Linked DNA regions of Homo sapiens: regions 2 and 3 are each linked to region 1. Evidence: chromatin contacts called from ENCODE Hi-C or POLR2A ChIA-PET data. All regions are on one chromosome and are shown on one strand. The core of a region is the stretch at or near the end of the contact, and the rest is flanking DNA. Distances in the headings are between cores, read along the strand shown. Region 1 overlaps CLTC (clathrin heavy chain). Region 2 overlaps LINC01476 (long intergenic non-protein coding RNA 1476). Region 3 has its middle 4.0 kb from the start of MIR21.

Region 1 (4,546 bases), core at 711-3,210:
TCACTTAACATTAATGCTTCAAGGTCACAATAACATCTACATTATGTTAATTAAAGAGAGACTATTAATAGCCAAGTATTGGACCTTCTCTTCTTCAAACAAACATGCCATTCAACTGTTTCAAATAAGAGGCAGAACAAATACAGATGAAGTTAAAGGAAAGAGCAACATCTGCAAGGTAGCATGCATGGTTCAAGGGATTTGAGGTAATTGAGTTTCTTGATTTATTTTAAGACCTTGGAACTATTGGACCAGTCCTCTCTCACCCCCCTTAACATGTAGCAGTTATTTGTTCACGCTTCAAGAAGCTGAAAAATTAAGTTACAAGCATAAAAAGATCTAAAATGTCACAGAATTCTTGATCTAAATAAAGGAACTTGAATAGCAAGAGCAAACAAGTTCTAATTCTGTGCAAAAAGTGCCAAAACAAAGATATGTAAGAGGGATCTTGTCAAAGGCTACACAGCTAAAGCAATGTGTTCAAAGGAGGCAGGCGAGAGAATTCTCAACAGAAAGAGCATGTGGTAAAGCACAGAGACGTAAAAGTGTGGTTGGCTAAGGGAACTACAAGTACTTTTGTAACACTATAGGATTGAGGGAGTACACAATTAAGGTTAGAGAAATGAGCAAGGGCCAGACCAACAAGCTAAACATACCTCAGTAAGAATCCTGAGTTTATTCTACAGGCGAAGGGAGCTACTTAAGGATTTTAACAAGGAAAATAATGGAATTAGATTTGCTTTGTGTACTCAGAAAATACTAAAGTATCTGCTAAACAAATATAGTGGATCTAAAGATGGTAGGTCTTTGCAAACCAATTAAGTATGTAAGAACAAAAGTCACTTGTTACTAGGAAGAAATCTCTACCATAGTGGGTTATTAATACTCTGGGTGACTAACTATGTTGTAACAGATTAAGTCCTACTAAAAGAAGCTACATGGAGGCTTTATTTTATTAGCCTTGGCCAGACTAGTTTTATCCCCCTTTCCTCCAAAGGTAATATAATAAATTCGCATGGTACAAAATACACACACACACACACACACACACACACACACACACCCCAGAAAAGAAAAAGCATGGAAAAAAAAAAATCAAGTCTTTCTGTCACCCTTGTCCTCTAGCAATACAGTTTTCCTCCACAAACACCACCACTGTCACTATTATCTTATGGACTAAACCAGCCAAGTTAACTGTATTTTATTTAAATTCTCTTCTGAAACTCTTCTGCTAATAGTGCTTAAACATAACCAGGCCAGGCTCTGAATAAGATATAACATAAGACTACAAGGCTACATTTTACTTTCTCTTCACTCTTCTATCTCAATTACTACTGGTATTAAGTTATTAATGTTATAACTCAGTTATAAAGTGTAGTTACAGTAACTCAGTCACTGAATATAGGGGCAAGAAGTCAAACAACTCTCTAACCATTAATACAAACATCGTAATAAAGTAGATTAACCTGCTTTACAAGCTCAAGTATATGCTGTAATGCAAGGCAAATACACTAGCTTTAAAGTATGTAACTTATAATGTATTTAGTTATAGTAAAGCCTTATAAACCATTAATTTTAACTTCTTCCTGACTTTAACTTTTCTTTTGAGACAGGATCTCACATCTATTTTTCTGAGTAGAGGGTCCTTAGACTCCTTAAGTTTAATTGATAATTATCCTTTCCGATAATTGGAGAAAACATTCCAGTGGGCTCATAAAGTTCATAGAGCTATATACCTAAAAGCAGTAAGTTATGCTGTAAGAATCCTAAGCTACCCTGTAAGAATTCTATGTTTCTAAGTCTCTACCAAGCCTTCATCTAAGGCACTGAGTTTCACCTGTCACAGCTTAAGTCCCACAGTGTTTGAGGAAGTCGGAGTAAAAATAGTGTTAGTCAAATAGTGAAATTAAATTCAAAACCACAAAAGGAAGCAAACCACAGACACTACTAACTGAACCCCAAGTGATTCTAACAGATTCCTTCCTACTTCTCAACTTCAGAGGCAGGTGGAAGATGACTTTAAGAAAACACTATCAGAAAACAATGAGGAGGAAAAAGGAAAGTCAAAAACCTGTGTTTCCAATTCCTTGTTAGATCCCCAGAAAAAAAGCAGTAAGAAAAACACGCTGCATCAGTTAGCAATGACCTTCAGCCTCAGGGTATTTTACTTGTAAAAAAAAAAAAAAAAAAAAAAAACAACAAAGATTTGGCCTGGCACCTTGGTTCACACCTATAATCCCAGCACTTTGGGAGGCTGAGATGAGAGGATCACTTGAGCCCAGGAGTTTGATACCAGCCTGGGCAACATAATGAGACCCCATCTCTGCAAAAACTTTAAAAAATAAGGTAAATAAAAGATCTGGCTTTAAAGTGACAGAACTGCCTGCAACCCTAATCTATGTAATCCTTATATTACTTTCTCATTAAACATATGCTACCAAGAGAGCTATGCATATATATCTTTGATCTCCTTCAGGAATGTATTGGTACTAATCAAAATAGTCCATGTGGAATAGATATACTTTATTTAAAAAATGCAAAATTAAACAGGAGGCAAGTGACAAACTCTTTTTTTTTTTTTTTTTTTTTTTTGAGATGGAGTCTTGCTCTGTCGCCAGCCAGGCTGGAGTACAGTGGCTCGATCTCAGCTCACTACAACCTCTGCCTCCTAGGTTCAAGTGATTCTCCTGCCTCAGCCTCCCGAGTAGCTGGGACTACAGGAGTGCGCCAACATGCCCGGCTAATTTTTTGTATTTTAGTAGAAATGGAGTTTCACCATGTTGGCCAGGATGGTCTCGATCTCCTGACCTCATGGTCCACCTGCCTCAGCCTCAGTCTAGACAAGTCAGTCAGCCTCAGTCTAGACAAGAACAGAAAAGTAGCCTGTAACCTGTAATTCCTTCTTTTCCTCTCTCCCTCAGCCTCTACTAGTGAATGTAGTGTTATTCTACTACGAATGCAGTTATTAGAACAACAGTGATATGGGTTACTTCCCTAGGATTTATGTCCCAGTTTGAGTTAAAACACCAGCAAACATGAACATAATTCTGAAGTTGCAAGTTTTTTGTTTTTTTTTTTGAAACCGAGTCTCGCTCTGTCACCAGGCTGGAATGCAGTGGCATGATCTCGGCTTACTGCAACCTCTACCTCCCCAGTTCAAGCAATTCTCCTGCCTCAGCCTCCCAAGTAGCTGGGACTACAGGCGTGCACCACCACGTCCAGCTAATTTTTGTATTTTTAGTACAGATGGGGTTTGACCACGTTGGCCAGAATGGTCTCGATCTCTTGACCTCATGTTCCGTCCGCCTTGGCCTCCCAAAGTGCTGGGAATACAGGCATGAGCCACGGCGTCCAGCCGTGTCAAATTCTTAATAATGGCACATGTTTAAACATATTAAAAAAGCACACTTAAGTGGTGGTCATTTACACAACTGAACAGGACCCTGCTCCTTCCTATATAGCCTTCCTAATTGTGAGGAAAAAAAGACAGGAACTTCGGCTGGGCGTGGTGGCTCATGCCTGTAATCCCAGCACTTTGGGAGGCCAAGGGGGCGTGGATCACGAGGTCAGGAGATCGAGATCATCCTGGCTAACACAGTGAAACCCCGTTTCTACTAAAAATACAAAATATTAGCCGGGCCCATGGTGGCACACGCCTGTAGTCCCAGCTACTCCAGAGGCTGAGGCAGGAGAATCGCTTGTACCCGGGAGGCGGAGGTTGCAGTGAGCCAAGACCGCCCTACTGCACTCCAGCCTGAGTGACAGAGCAAGACTTTGGCAAAAAAAAAAAAAAGAACTTCAAGTGACCGTATTGGCTAAGAGAAGGTTAAATTTGCTTCCACCTCTTCAAATAAGGTAGGTAAGATTGTTTTCCTTACTGATGTTCCTTTTGAGTGAGAATGTCTAGAACACTCAGCAATTCTTCCCATATTTTCCTGTTATATACTCAAAAGAGAAATATGCCAAAGCACACAATAATAGGACAAGTCACTCTTATTAACTGCAAGTCTGGTTTAGGTATACCCTTACAGTAGGAGCATGTAACAGGGTGGCCAAACTATATAACTATGTCTAGTAATATCAATATAGATTAAAACTTTTAAAATGCAACATATTTTTAAACAGGTTTTATTTTCAAAACAGCACATAGTAACCATAAAGTATTCTCAGTCAGTTATAAAGGTGTGATGGCATATAAGCTATACCACAGAAACTGAATTGTATTTTTATTCTTTATTTATTGAGACAGGGTCTTGCCCTGTTGCCCAGGCTGGAGTGCAGTGGTACCACTGCAGCCTCGACCTCCCAGGCTCAAGTGATCTTCCTACCTCAGCCTCCTCAGTACCTGAGACTACAGGCGCCACCATGCCTGGCTAATTTTTTTTTTTTTTTAAGAGACAGGTTCTCCCTATGTTACCCAGGCTGGTCTCGAACTCCTGGGCTCAAGTAATCCTCCCAGCTCGACCTCCCAGTGTTGGGATTACAGGTATGAACCACTGTACCCAGCCATAAACTGAATTATACACTATGGAACTAAGCATGGATA
Region 2 (4,546 bases), core at 1,161-3,660, 210 kb after region 1:
GAAGATGAAATCAAGAGTCTCAGCGTGTATTTTCCAAATGAGGTGGTGTGATTGTATCCTTCTCATCCTTGCACATATGTGGCAACCAAAAGAGTTGTCCCAGAGGTGAAATAGTGGGATGAAGTGAACAGTGTCAGAGCAGCCCACTGGGCCCCTGAGGGAAAGCACACAAAGGGAGCTGACCCCACAGCTTCCTGAAGTAACACCAGGAAATGAGACTCCAGATCATTTGGGGGGACATAATACCCTTTACATAGTTCTTTAGAAGAGTTCTCCCAGGCTGGGCACGGTGGCTCATGCCTGTAATCCCAGCACCTTTGGAGGCTGAGGCGAGAGGATTGCATGAGCCCAGTTCAACACCAACCTGGGCAACACAGGGGGACCCTGTCTCTACAGTTTTGTTAATTAGCCGGTCATGTTGACACACGGCTGTGGTCCTAATTACTCAGTAGGCTGAGGCAGGAGAATCGCTTGAGCCCGGAAGACTGAGGCTGCAGTAATGCGGTGAGCCAAGATCATGCTACCTGGGTGACAGAGCAAGCCCCTGTCTCAAAACAAAACAAAAGGAATAGTTCACCCATAAGCTGAGAGCCTCTTCCCTTGTCTGAGCCTTGCTGTGGGTTGCTGAAATCAGCATGGAGCACTGGGTCTGTTGGGGTGGTGTATGCTCATCGGCTTCAGGGCTGCAGATTCCTTTGCCCAGCAACGCCCTGGCAAGGACAGTGTTGACTGCCCAACAGCAGCCAAGTGTTCATCTCTGTCAGGGCCTATCGGCAAGCAGCTTGTCACCAGCTGCCCAGCACACCCGGAAAAAATGGCTCCTATGTTCACACAGATAATTTGGGTTGATAGGAACAGCATCAGGGGAAGACAATGGTGTCACCAAATCAATACTTGTGCTTCACAAATTAAAGTCTTGGCTCTGGCCCTGAGTTTATATTCAGGAGGGCACGACTCCCGGACAGAGACTAACTGCAACAGACATTTTGCTCCCAACAACAGCAAATTCTCTTTTCTTCGTAAGGAGTCAACTAGAGACTTGATATATTAAAGAAAATCCATTGAGGCTCATGCCCATAATCCCAGCACTTTGGGAGGCTGAGGTGGGTGGATCGCTTGAGCTCAGGACTTTGAGACCAGCTTAGGCAACATGGTGAAACCCTGTCTCTGCTTAAAAAAATATATATACATATATATATATAGAGAGAGAGAGAGAGAGACAGATAGACAGACAGACAGACAGAGAAAATCCATTGAGAGCATCCCTTAACTGTGAATTTATGTTTGTTGTGGCATCTCTCTAGAAAATAATGTTGGTAAGCTAGAAGAGGGGACCTGCATGCTGGCATAAATGAAGCTTTCTACACTCATGTTTGTAGCAGCATTATTCACAATAGCCAAAAGTTGGGAGCCAATCAAGTGTCCATTGATGGATGAATGGTAAACAAAATATGGTAGATACATACAGCAAAATATTCAACTTCAAAAGGAAGGAAATGTCAACATATGCTACAACATGGATGAAACTTGACAACCTTATGCTAAGTGAAATAAGACAGTCACAGAAAAGCAAGTACAGTATGATTCCACTTCAATGCGCTACCTAGAGTAGTCAAGTTCATAGAGACAAAAAATAGAATGGTGGGCCAGGCGCGGTGGCTCACACCTGTAACCCCAGCACTTTGGGAGGCTGAGGTGGGCAGATCATGAGGTCAGGAGATGGAGACCATCCTGGCTAACATGGTGAAACCCCATCTCTACTAAAAATACAAAAAAATTAGCTGGGCGTGGTGGCGCACACCTATAGTCCCAGCTACTTGGGAGGCTGAGGCAGGAGAATGGCGTGAACCCGGGAGGAGGAGCTTGCAGCAAGCCAAGATCGCGCCACTGCACTCCAGCTTGGGTGACAGAGTGAGACTCCGTCTCAAAAAAAAAAAAAAAAAAAAAGTCGAATGGTTGTTGCCAGGGTCTGGAGGTAGGGGGTGATGGGGAGTTATTGTTTAACGGGTACAGAGTTTCCGTTTGGGAAGATGAAAACACTAGAGGTGATGTAGTGATGAATGCACAACAGTGTGAATGTCTTTAATGCCACTGAACTGCACGCTTAAAAATGGTTAAAATGGTAAATGTATGTTATGCACATTTTGCCACAATAGGAAAAAAAAAAAAGAACGAATCTTTTACTCATCAGCCAGAGAGCAAGTCCTGTATTTAAATGGATCACAACATCGTGGGCTCTGTGGAGATTTCTTAGAAATGTTCAGTAGAGTAGAAAGGGTTTAGCCCCTGATTGAGTTTGCTTTTGGACATAAATTAGTAATCATAGAGGCTGACAAACTGATTACTCATAAATCAGTCACGCAAAACAAAACACAGATTGCAACACAGTACCCTAAGTTTTACCAACTAGGCAGTTTTCCTATCTTGTAGATCAGGACTTTTCAGACTTGAATGTGCATGGGAATCACCCAGGCATCTTGTTTAAAATGCAGATTTGGATTCAGTATGTTTGGGGTGGAGCTTCAGATTTCTGTCTGTACAACCAGTTCCCAGGGGATGCTGATTCTATTGGTCCAGGGACCCAGTTTCAAGTAGCAAGAGTGTAGACCTCTCTGTAATTAAGATTCCTTTCTTTGCTCATTTGGCAAGAAAAAAAAGGTTCCTGTCCACACCTTGGAGGTAACAGCCTCCTCATGAAAATCGAACACAGGCATCTCCAGATTTAGATGGAAGAAAAGTCTGTGGGAGATAGGAATTATTCCTGGGATCCTCTCATTTTGCTACTTACTGCCATCAAAAGTCAGGTTTCAGGGATCAACTCCATCTTTTTCTCCACCCAACCATGGACATACTGTAAATAAATCCCTTGCACTTATTCTCTTTGGGTATAGACCAGATCAGCTGCAATTTCAGAAAGAAAGAGAGAGAGAGAGAGGGAGAGAGAGAGAGGGAGGGAGGGAGGGGAGGAAGGATCAGCTGCAATTTCAGAAAGAAAGGAAGAAAGAAAAAGAAAGGGGGAGAGAGAGAAAAAAAGAAAAAGAAAGGAAGGAAGGAAAAGAGAGAGAGAGAATGGGAAATAAGAAAAATATGAGAAGCAAACGACTTCCTTTGAAGTGCTCTAACATAATCATTCAGCATCTCCTCATTGCTTTTAGGCTCAAGCTCCGAATCCTTAGAAGGGCTTCTGGGGTCTGATGAGGTCCCTGCCCACCCAGCTCATCTCTCACTCTTCCCCTGCTTGTACTCTGTGTTCAGCCATATTGAATTCTTTTCTTTTCTTTTTTTTTTTTTTTTTTTTTTACAGTTGCTGTCTCCTTGATCTGGAAGCTTGTCCCTCCTTGTAACACCTGGCAGGCATTGTCTCTTCTGGAAAGACTTTACGCCACTGCCCTCTTTTGCTGCCCTTTGAGTTGGGTTGTCTTTCTCTGTCTTCATTTGCACACTGTGCTTACCTCTGGCACAGCACTTCTCAGTATATTTCCATTGTATTCCCCTGTCTATGTCCCCCCTGAACTGTGAGCTCCTTGAGGGATGGAAAGATGTCAAAAGGCTGACAAACTCAGTGTCTCGAACATATGAGGTGCTCAACGTTGAAAGAATGGGCAAATGAAAAAGAACTGTAACATTGTGTGACATTTGAAGAAGACATTGCTGGCCCGGCGCAGTGGCTCACGCCTGTAATCCCAGCACTTTGGGAGGCTGAGGCAGGTGGATCACTTGAGGTCAGGAGTTTGAGACTAGCCTGGCCAACATAGCAAAAACCCGTGTCTACTAAAAATACAGAAAATTATTGCTTGAACCTGGGAGGCAGAGGTTGCAGTGAGCCAAGGTCACTGCACTCCAGTCTGGGCAACAGAATGGAAGGAGTAAGAAAGAGGAGGAGGAGGAGGAGGAGGAAGGAGAAGAAGAAGAAGGAGGAGAGGGGAAAGGAGGAGGGAGGGGGGAGGCGGAGGGGAGAAAGGGGAGGAAGAAATTGCTTAGTTCCTAAAACACCATGATGTTGCCCTCAGAATGACTTTTGTAAAGGCCAAACACATTGACACCAATTTCTGTGTTCCAGCAACTGCAACTGAACTCCTCTGTTCTGATAAATTATATTGCCCCAGCTTCCTCATTTTATATTGCTGACCATGTATCTTCTCCTGAAGACCAAATACGAAGAAATACACAAGGTGGTAGTAATAATTTTTAATGGAATTTGAGGAAAGCTAGAATCTCTTTTAATATTGTACTGTTTTTGGCTGGATGCCGTGGCTCAAGCCTGTAATCCCAGCACTTCGGGAGGCCGAGGCGGGTGGCTCACAAGGTCAGAGTTCAAGACCAGCGTGGCCAAGATGGTGAAACCCCATCTCTACTAAAAGTACAAAAATTACAGCACGCCTGTAATCCCAGCTACTTGGGAGGCTGAGGCAGGAGAATCACTTGAACCTGCGGGGCAGAGGTTGCAGTGAGCCAAGATTGTGCCACTGCACTCCAGCCTGGGTGACAGAGCGAGACTCCATCTTGAAAAAAAAATTTTTAAAAATTAAAAATATATATATATATA
Region 3 (4,546 bases), core at 525-3,024, 200 kb before region 1:
ACAATATACAGAAGATTAGCATGGCCCCTGCACAAGAATGACACTCAAATTTGTGTTCTGTATTAAAAAAAAAAAAAAAAAAAAAAAAGGCTGGGCATGGTGGTTCATGCTTGTAATCCCAGCACTTTGGGAGGCCGAGGCGGGTGGATCACCTGAGGTTAGGAGTTCGAGACCAGCCTGGCCAACATGATGAAACCCCGTATCTACTGAAAAAAATACAAAAAATTAGCCGAGTGTGGTGGCATGCACCTGTAATCCCAGCTACTTGAGAGGCTGAGGCAGGAGAATCGCTTTGAACCTGGAAGGCGGAGGCTGCAGTGAGCCGAGATTGCGCCACTGCACTCCAGCCTCGGCAACAAGAGTGAAACTCCGTCTCAAAAGAAAAAAAAAAAAGTTGGGAAAAACATGGTTCTCCAGGGCCGTGGCAAGCCAGGCTTCTGCACTACTGCCAAGAGGAGTGAACTTGAGCTGCTTTTCGTTTCCTCCACACAACATGGTGAGGAGCCAAAGGAAGACAGTGATCTAAGTCATTCCCCACCTTCAGGCGGCACCATCCCTGTTTTCAAATCCCTAACTGCCTCACTCCCCTAAAGCATTTTTTCCCCGCTGGAAACAGACTGGAACACAATTAAGCAATGTTGATCACTGCTTCAGTCAAAAGTGGTCTGAAGGGAAAAGCTGATGTGTTTTGTCCCCCAAAAGGGATAGATGGCCTCAAAGGAAAATGTCGCATTTGGATTAGATTTGTGGTAGGGGAGGAGTGACCTGCCAAGGGCTCCTTGAATAAACAAAACTGTTCCTCAAAGGGCTTTGGGTGGAGGTCATCAAAGCAAGTTCACAGAAAGATCCTCCTCCCTGGTAACTCTCCAGAGATGGCTGACTCTTTGCTTACATAGGTAGCTCAGGGGTCCCACTTGAAGTCAGTTGCCCAGAATAAGCCAGAGCCTGCCCCCTCAAGAATTCAGGAATGTGGTTTCCAATGCAAATAAAGGCTAAATTGTAGAAACAGTGCTGGAGTGTGTTCAAGCCCTCCCTCTAGGTCCTCTGAGTCATTTGGAAATGGTTAACAAACAGGTTGGACACCTGGGTTGATTACTGCTGAAGGGGATTTCCACACAAACCCTATACTGTAAAATCATCCTCTTGCCTTCCCAAAGCAATTCAGTTCCACTTTCTAGATCGAATGTGCCTTAAAGATTCCAAATGTCCTAAATCAGATCCTAGGGTTCCTAAATTAGAGCAGCAACTGCTGCTGACACAAAGAAACAAGGAGCCAAGCAACTTTGTGCTTAAAAAAAAAAAAAAAAAAAGTTTATTTTAAATTAAGAGGAACAGATGTCCAATGTTTCAAAAAGCCACACATTTGTGGATTTGGCTGACAAACTCTCTAAGCTGCATTTTATTTCTGTTCCCATAGAGTCAGCTAGCCACTTGCAACTGACTCACTTCTCTCTGGGCCACAGTTTGGGCCAGTCTCCTGACTACAGAATTAGAATCCAGATATCAAATGAATCCAGGGTGCTTGGGTGGAGAGCAGGTGTTAAAAGCCATCTAAAACCACCCCTTCCCTGCTTTAATTTAGGAGTATCAACACCCACACAGCAAACTGCAAGGCTAGTGGGTCAAAGAGAATGAGCAAACAGTTGGCACCTGCCAATCCCAGCACCACGCAATTTTAAAGGCAATGAGTAAGCAGCTGTCTGGAACAGGTTTTTGTATAATCCTTCTTAAGAGTACTGGTTAAATATGCAAATACACACAGGTTATTTGCTGCAATTCAAGGCCTCGCCCCCAAGGCAAATGCATTACCTCAGGTGAACTCTTGGCCTTGTTGGGAAGGGATAGGATCCCTAGCTCCTGTCCACCAGACACTAATGACTCAGTTGCTTCTAAAGTTTAAAATACATGATGTGCTTTCTCTTCTTGTTGTCTTTGAGAATAAATAAATTTACCTTCAGACACAAGGGTTTTGTGTGTAGTATCTCATTTACGTTGTGTAAATACTGGAGAGGATTCAATAAATGTTAGAGATAAAATGTTACTTGGCTTTTCAAAAACTTTAAACTCCTGCTTAGTTTTAATTTTTTGTAGCACCTCAAAAAATTATTTATGAATAAAATGAAGCAGTTGTTTGTATTTTTTAATAGAAATGAGACTCTTAGGTCTATTGAGGAAGATCTTGCATGCCATCAATTTTTTCATGGTTCAAAACCTATTTACCCAGCAAATCTCACTGTATTTTCTAGACTGACCTTGTAACAAGTATTAAAAGCTGATACTCCCTTTTCTCCTCTTTCCTTCCAGATGTTTTAGTATTTATATATATATTTTTTGAGGCAGGGTCTGTGTCACTCAGGCTGGAGTGCAGTGACACAATCACGGCTCACTAATGAGGTGATCCACCTCAGCCTGGGACTATAGGCACATACTGTCACACTTGGCTAACTTTTAAATATTTTGTAGGGAGGTCTCATTATGTTGTCCAGGCTGGTCTCGAACTCCTGGGCTCAGGAGTGATTTGCCTGCCTTGGCCTACCAAAGTGCTAGAATTACAGGCATGAGCAACCATGATAACCAATATTCTTTATAATGAAAATAAATTAGAAAATGGTCAATATTTTCAGGTGGGAAAGTTAAAAAACTGTTTTTGGTTTTAAATTCTTCGGTAAATTTTTCACTTATCAAAAGTTTGACAGAGTATCTGCTAGAAAACCAGAGCACATATGCTAAGAAAGCATTTTAAAATATATCTTTGTTTCTGGAGGAGTGAATGCAATGTTGTGAAATTCTTGCATGTGTATCAGATGCTCACTTTTTTTTTTTTTTTTTTTTTTTTTTTGCGAGATGGTGTCTTGCTCTGTTGCCCAGGCTGGAGTGCAGTGGCACGATCTCAGGTCACTGCAACGTCTGCCTTCCGGGTTCAAGTGACTCTCCTGCCTGTTTCCCGAGTAGCTGAGATTACAGGCATACGCCACCACGCCTGGCTAATTTTTGTATTTTTAGTAGAGATAGGGTTTCACCATGCTGGCCAGGCTGGTCTTGAACTCCTGACCTCAAGTGATCCTGTCTTGGCCTCCCAAAAGGCTGGGATGACAGGCGTGAGCCACTGTGCCTGGCCTCAGTCTTTCATTGGGAATGCCCAGCATGGTGGCTCACACCTGTCATCCCAGCACTTTGGGAGGCCACGGCAGGATCGCTCGAGCCTGGGAATTCAAGACTGGCCTGGGCAAAATATTGAGACCCTGTCTTTACAAAAAATTAAAAAATTACCCAGGTATGGTGGTTCATGCTGGTCCTTGCCAGGGAGGCTGAGGTAGGAGAATTTCTTGAGCCTGGGAGGTCAAGGCTGTAAAGAGCCATGACTGTGCCACCACACTCCAGCCTGGGTGACACAGTAAAACCTCACTCTCAAAAAAAAAAAAAAAAAAAAAAAAAAGCTGGGGTGGTGGAGGTGGATAACTTTTATTGCTGTACTTTTACTGAACTCTTTTTTGTTTGTTTGTTTTGAGACGGAGTTTCACTCTTGTTGCCCAGGCTGGAGTGCAATGGCAAGATCTCGGCTCACTGCAACCTCTGCCTCCTGGGTTCAAGCGATTCCTGCCTCAGCCTCCCGAGTAGCTGGGATTACAGGCATGTGCCACCGTGCCTGCTACATTTTTGTATTTTTAGTAGAGATGTGATTTCGCCATGTTGGTTAGGCTGGTCTCGAACTCAGGTGATCTGCCCACCTTGGCCTCCCAAAGTGCTGGGATTACAGGCGTGAGCCACCATGCCCGGCCCTATTTATTGAACTCTTGGCCTAAAAGGGATCCTCCTGCCTTGGCCTCCCAAAGTATTAGGATTATAAGCATGAGCCACTGCACCCAGCCTATTTCAGTACTTTACATGTTACCAGATTTATTCCTTAGGTAAACTGTCCTTCTATCTCTTTTATTTTTATAGATGAAAGAAACTGAGGCTCTTTTAAACTTTCTCAGGTCACAAACAATGTAGAAGAAACCCGAACCGTCATTAACATAGACTATTACACATGGGGGAAAATGGGTTTTAAAGTAATATATATGGAAAGGCTTTTTGACACTGAAAGGTTGGGAATCTCTGTGATCTTCTTACACATGGGTCAGGCTAAACAATTTGCTTCAGGGTACATGAGCGCAACTGGTTATTTAGCTAGTGCATGATCCATACTCAAATGAGTCATTATTGAATGACTGGTGAAATGACAAAAAGCCTCATGTTCTACTAAGGCTGTGGATAGCACAGAGCACACTGGGGGCAGAGGCTGAGCGTGTTTGTGTAGGAGCACTCAATACTGCATATGTTTCAATAATTAACTAGTGTATTTAAGAAACTTCATTCTACGTGGGCATGGTGGCTCACGTCTGTGAACCCAGAACTTTGGGAGACCGAGGCAGGTGGATCACCTCAGGTCAGGAGTTCGAGACCAGCCTGACCAACATGGCCAAACCCCGTCTCTACTAAAAATACAAAAACTAGCCTGGTGTGGTGGTGGGCGCCTGGAATCCCAACTACTCCAGAGGCTGAG

The links. Hi-C counts contacts between places; a loop is a spot of excess contacts on that map. ChIA-PET counts read pairs that join two places held with the same protein, here RNA polymerase II (POLR2A). Pooled maps may share reads with other maps.
Region 2: a pooled map shows a loop between it and region 1 (5-fold over the local background). The contact joins two enhancer-like sites. A Hi-C loop is called at or near these places in 6 of 50 pooled maps. POLR2A ChIA-PET finds 5 or more read pairs at or near these places in 2 of 52 experiments (HepG2 and activated naive CD8-positive, alpha-beta T cell).
Region 3: a loop to region 1 is called in a map of heart right ventricle, with 2.5 times the contacts of the local background. The contact joins two enhancer-like sites. A Hi-C loop is called at or near these places in 1 of 168 maps with a recorded cell type or tissue (heart right ventricle), 2 of 37 single-sample maps with no recorded cell type and 3 of 50 pooled maps. POLR2A ChIA-PET finds 5 or more read pairs at or near these places in 6 of 52 experiments (AG04450, B cell, CD4-positive, alpha-beta T cell and 3 more).

The regions. Positions count from the first base shown.
Region 1 is chr17:59,639,650-59,644,195 of GRCh38, reverse strand. All of the region lies in intron 1 of CLTC (clathrin heavy chain), which reads right to left. Among named protein-coding and RNA genes, the nearest start is that of CLTC, 22 kb to the right of the region's middle. RefSeq lists a silencer at 1,855-1,934. Within about 2 kb of position 1,960, at least 6 of the 41 ENCODE cell types and tissues checked have a DNase peak (open chromatin) inside an H3K27ac peak, as active enhancers do; they include B cell and OCI-LY7, where a contact is called at or near this core.
Region 2 is chr17:59,433,280-59,437,825 of GRCh38, reverse strand. All of the region lies in intron 2 of LINC01476 (long intergenic non-protein coding RNA 1476), which reads left to right. Among named protein-coding and RNA genes, the nearest start is that of MIR4729, 69 kb to the right of the region's middle. Within about 2 kb of position 2,410, at least 3 of the 41 ENCODE cell types and tissues checked have a DNase peak (open chromatin) inside an H3K27ac peak, as active enhancers do.
Region 3 is chr17:59,842,964-59,847,509 of GRCh38, reverse strand. It overlaps the pseudogene RNU6-450P. Among named protein-coding and RNA genes, the nearest start is that of MIR21, 4.0 kb to the right of the region's middle. RefSeq lists an enhancer at 1-971. Within about 2 kb of position 1,774, at least 36 of the 41 ENCODE cell types and tissues checked have a DNase peak (open chromatin) inside an H3K27ac peak, as active enhancers do; they include B cell and OCI-LY7, where a contact is called at or near this core.